Regions from separate parts of the Mus musculus genome. Here region 2 is linked to region 1. Evidence: chromatin loops called from intact Hi-C (ENCODE). Cell type or tissue: left cerebral cortex. All regions are shown on one strand.

Region 1 (2,500 bases):
AGTTCCCCTTCACAGGTTAGAAGCCTCAAGTTCAACCAGTCTAATTAATTAGCCAAGGCTGTACCGTGGGTAAGGAGCCAAGTCAAGGTTTGAAGCCATACCTGTCTGTCACCATTTTTTTTTATATCTTATTCCATCAGCTTTTTTTAAAATAAGGTATTTTCTTCATTTACATTTCAAATGCTATCCCAAAAGTACCCCAGACCCTAACCCCACTCCCCTACCCCCCCCCAACTCCCACTTCTTGGCCCTGGCGTTCCCCTGTACTGAGAGTTTGTAAGACCAAGGGGCCTCTCTTCCCAATGATGGCCGACTAGGCCATCTGTCACCATTTTTAAGGCAGGATCGAATAGCCCAGGCTGGCCTTGAACTCACTATGTAGCTCAGGATGACTTTAAACTTCTGATCCTCCTGCATCCACCTCCCAAGTGCTAAGATCAGAAAGATCCATCCCACCATGCTGGCTTTATGTGGTGCCAAAGATCTAACCGAGCCCACAGAGTGCTAGGCAATCACTCTACCTTCCGAGCTACATCTCCAGCCCTGTCCCTGACATTCTTGTTTCTTAAACCTTTCCCTCTCTGTCACCCCCTGTGCTGTCCCCTTCTTGACAGCCCACACCAAGAATGCCCTTAAAAGTACCTGACTGTTCCAATCTTAATTCTTTCTTTCCCTCTTCAGCTCTTGAGTCCCAGCTCTCGAGCCCACGCCTGGATGGGACACAGCAAATTTTCAGCCAGTGCTGGAGTGGTTGGGTTTCTCTTCTGCCCCGCAGAGCTAGGCCCCCATTTCTCAAGCCAGTCTGAAATTGAGTTTTCTTTCCTTTTCTCCCTGTTTATATTGTTCTCTTTCCAGCAGGAGAGTAAGGGAAAGGTTCATAAAAATGTGAGGGAAAGCCCAATTAGGTCTGCTCAGGAAGTAGCAATCGGCACAGAAATCTGTATTTCTGTGGGGAGGAGGATGGTTACCGAGTCCTGGCATCCTGGCCACAAGAATCACAGTGATGGAGACTTCCTCAGATGATGTAAGTTCTACTTGAGCATAAGAACATAGTTTCGGTCATTTCTGCAGCCTCAGTGTGAGGAGACTGGCACCAAGATAGGCGTGAGGACATTTGGTGTGTGAATCATTTGTCGGGCACAGACACGTTATTTTTAATGAACACATAGATGCACAGTGGGATCCTTTGATAGATGCATGCAACACACACCGATTGAACCTGAATAATTCTTATACCATCTCAGATATTTACGGTTCTTTACAAAGAAAGCATGCCAGGTAGGTCCTCTTTTCTAGCTATTTTGAACGGTGGGATGCACGGTAGTTTATTTTTAAGTCAGTTGGAGATCCCTCCAGAGAAGCTGCACAAACTAGGAGCGGAAGCTCTTACCAGAGCAGGAGGCACTCAGGCCCAGCAGGTGGCCCCAAGCCTCATGTCCCCAGGCGGGACCCAAGCTCTAGGAGAGGTGGGTGGGAGACCATCTGGCCGCAAACCTCGCCCGAGTGCCAGGCGTATTTGTGTCTCCGAGCTGAGAACTGGGCCCCTGCTTCTTGCCAACCATTCACAAGGGGAGAGATGATTTAAAAGCCGGGGAGAGTGACTCATGAGGAAATATGAAAAAAAAAAAAACATAACAGGCCCCAAGTATGTTTAGCTTGGCACCGACATAAAAGGGAGTCACGATAAGGACTCCAAGTCGGAGGACGGCCACATGTGGCATGTGGGCTGCCTGGGAGGAATACAGGGAAAGACACAGATGGGATGCAGGGGAAAAAACATAGTGCCTGAGTCCAGGACCTATTTCCCACGGGGGTCAGAGTTAGATCAGAGACCACTTCCAGAGATTTGCAACACAACCTTCCATGCTGGCTACTCTTAACTTCTGCACCAGGAGATTAAAGGTGCCTGTTTGCAACGAACACTTCAAGGGCCTTCTCCCACCGTACACCAAGTAGGTCCTAGGCTTGGAAGAAAATCAAATTCCCCGCTCTCAGGTAACCTGCTGTCTGTTTGGGAACAGCTTTCCCCTTGGTTGGTCATCTACCTAGAATCTCCTCCCACTAGATATCCATTTGGCCCCCTCCCTCATCTTGTTTAAGTGTATTTATTTATTCATTCATTTATTTGTATGTACATGTTTGGGGAGGGGCGTACGCATGTGTGTGTGCACATGTGACCGGAGGTTGCTATCCACTTCATTTTTGAGACACAGGCTCTCCCTGAAGCTGGAGCTCACTGCTTTGGCTAGACTGACTAGCCACCAAGTACCAGGGAATCCTGCTGTCTCTCCTCCCCAGTGCTAGGATTACAGGAACCTGAGCACATGCCACCACACCTGCCTCTTTACATGGGCGCTAGAGACCCCACATCAGCTCCTCATTCTTGCATAGCAAGTACCTCACTCCCTGAGCCATCTCCCCCACCCCTCAAGTTGTAGTCAGAAGACATCGACACCACGAAACCTACCTTGTTCATTCTGGTTGACTGCCTTGGTATATT
Region 2 (2,500 bases), 110 kb before region 1:
AGGACTTTATAGAAGAGAGAGACAACTGGTACCCTACATTTTTTAGTTGATGCTTCCTGTCCCCACCAGATGCTGTGGAAGGATCAGGATACTGAACTTCCCATCTGTAGCCTCTCCTCTCCCAGCCTTAACGGTTTTACTGTTTACACCTAGATGGAGCTTGCCGGCTCAATCGTTCTGCCACACCCACTGCTGGAACCTGCCGCTTTGCTGTTCAGAGCCATACACATGGTCACCCTGCTACTGGACTCCAAGATTATTTGGCGAGAATTGGGCCCCTCCCCCTTCCTTCATAACTGAGTGCCAGAATAGTAAAAATTAAACCTTGAGTAGAGACCTTTGTCTTGGTTCCTTCCTTATCTCTCGCAGCCCAGCCCCTCTTCTCTTCCAGGTTTCCAAAATGCCTTTCCAGGCTAGAACCCAAACCTGCTGGCCAGACACAACACCCATCCTCTTGAACTATATGTTCAATGTAAAAAATTACATTCATTATATGCAACCTAGTTTCAGATATAACGTTATAGCATCAGAAAATGGACACAGGCTCTTAGGTGTGTCTCATTGAACCTGAGGTGGACAACTGACCAGAGTTGCATTCTTCGGATGATTTATATCTACATAGAAGTCAGCCTATTAGATAGGAAAATATATGAGATTTGCTGTGACAATAAATAACCCTAAAATATATATAATAAAAATATAAATATAATAAATATAAAATAACCCTGAGTTATTCCTTGCATGCCTGTCCATTCCTTGCATTACAAACCACTGAAAGCTGTTGGAAGAGGGGCAGGAAAGTGAGTTTTTCTGTTCTTCAGGATTCATCTCAGAAGAGAAGAAACCACAGAAGTGGCTTCTACCAGCCTCTAAAAGCTCAGACTGGCACATGGTACAAGCTCCACCTTCTTACAGCTCATTGGCCAGGATTAATCACCTGGTTCTACCATTCTGCGATGGCAGAGGTCTGTACAGGAGCCTAGAAGGGAAGTGAGCAGCAAGAAGCTGGGATCCGAGACCATGTGCCTTCAGGGATAGAACGGATGTTAGAGGGTACTAGGAATTATGGGAATTATAGGCACTGGGTGAGCAGTCAGAGAAGAAAGAAGGATAGTTAGAGAAGAGAAAGTTGGGCACGTATGTGGAAAAGAGCCAAGAGTCTGGCTTCTAAGATGTATAGACAGCAGGAGCTTCCCTTTCAGACGATTTCCCACTTCTCGAGTGGCCCACCGCACTGACTCACGCTTGCTATTAATAATGCTGCTTTCATATACCATGCACTTTCAGACTATCTGGTTGTGCTGGCGTGTAGCTTAGTGCTAAAACACTTGTGTAGCTAGCGTGCGAGGAGCCCTACCTTCCACAGCCCCAGCAGCATAACAAAGATGATAGTGTTGCAGAAGGAAGCTGGACTCTCAAAATAAAGGAGCTACCCCCAAGATGACAAATATTCATCCTGCATGAGCCTTACATGCGACACCCACTTTCCAAAAGCTCTGACCCACTGATAGAACTCGAGACACTCAGAGGGTATATCTCCACAGCCGTGTGCCTCCCCCACATCCCAGTGATGACAATACAAGGATCCTGGAGTGTTTTTGTTTCATAGTGCTCCTCTCAAAATAAAGCTCTTCAACGGTTTAAATATTTTTTAAAGCAGAAGAGAAAATACACAGGCTGACAAAGGAGGCCAATTAGCCTGAAGACACAGTTACCAAAGTATTTTTTTGAGATACACAGTTGCCATGTGAACTTGGTACGTTAAGAAACCTTATAGTCGGGTTTAATACCTACCATAATTTAAAAATCACAACACTGAGTATAAATAACAGTTGGAAGATATTTGCTACTACTGTAAAAGAAAAAAAAAACATGAAAATATCTTTTTGTTTCTTCTGGAGAAAAGATGATACAGTGAAAGATGCCGCTGTTGCTACTGTGGTTTGTTGTCTGTGTTTGAAACTGAAGCCCTGGCCAAATCAAACTTAGACGGCTATGAAAAGAAAGAGATTTTATTGTTTATGGAAAGACTATCTCATTGTTCCTGGAAATAAAAATGTATTGGTTTCAATCACAGGCCTCTTGAATTTTGGAGCCCCTTGGCATTTCGTAGACCACTGGTTGTGACTCTCTGGCCACGGGCCCTAGACCAGTGGTTCTCAGCCTTCCTAACGCAGCAACCTTAATACAGTTCCTCACGCTGTGGTGACACCCAGACCATAAGATTATCTCATTGTTTCTTCAGAACTGTAAATTTGCTATTGTTATGAATCATAATGTAGATATCTGATATGCAGGATGTCTCTGATATGTGACCCCAAAAGGGTCAGACCCATAAGTTGAGATCCACTGTACCCAGACAAGCTCAATTAGGCATCTCCCCTTCTCTCTCTCTGTCTGTCTGTCTGTCTGATATGTCTGTGTGTATGTGTGTGTGTGTGTGTGTGTGTGTGTGTGTGTGTGTGTGTGTGTGTGTGTATGAGAGAGAGAGAGAGAGAGA

The links. Hi-C counts contacts between places; a loop is a spot of excess contacts. Peaks named below come from ENCODE experiments on the same cell type or tissue, not always from the same donor. Only the 100,000 strongest peaks of a DNase experiment are listed, where the experiment ranks them.
Region 2: it touches region 1 in a loop (4-fold over the local background); 4 of 42 quality-filtered maps call a loop at or near these places.

Annotation. Positions count from the first base shown.
Region 1 is chr11:108,979,795-108,982,294 of GRCm38, reverse strand. Gm36876 (a long non-coding RNA gene) reads right to left here and starts at 1,556. Exons shown (of 4, transcript XR_389100.4): 1 at 643-1,556. In left cerebral cortex, a CTCF peak has its summit at 1,424 (motif pointing right); DNase peaks (open chromatin) are centred at 1,137 and 1,570; H3K27ac peaks cover 1,872 bases.
Region 2 is chr11:109,087,448-109,089,947 of GRCm38, reverse strand. No RefSeq gene overlaps it. Among named protein-coding and RNA genes, the nearest start is that of Gm24149, 22 kb to the right of the region's middle. In left cerebral cortex, no CTCF peak of the experiment used is centred here; a DNase peak (open chromatin) is centred at 1,233.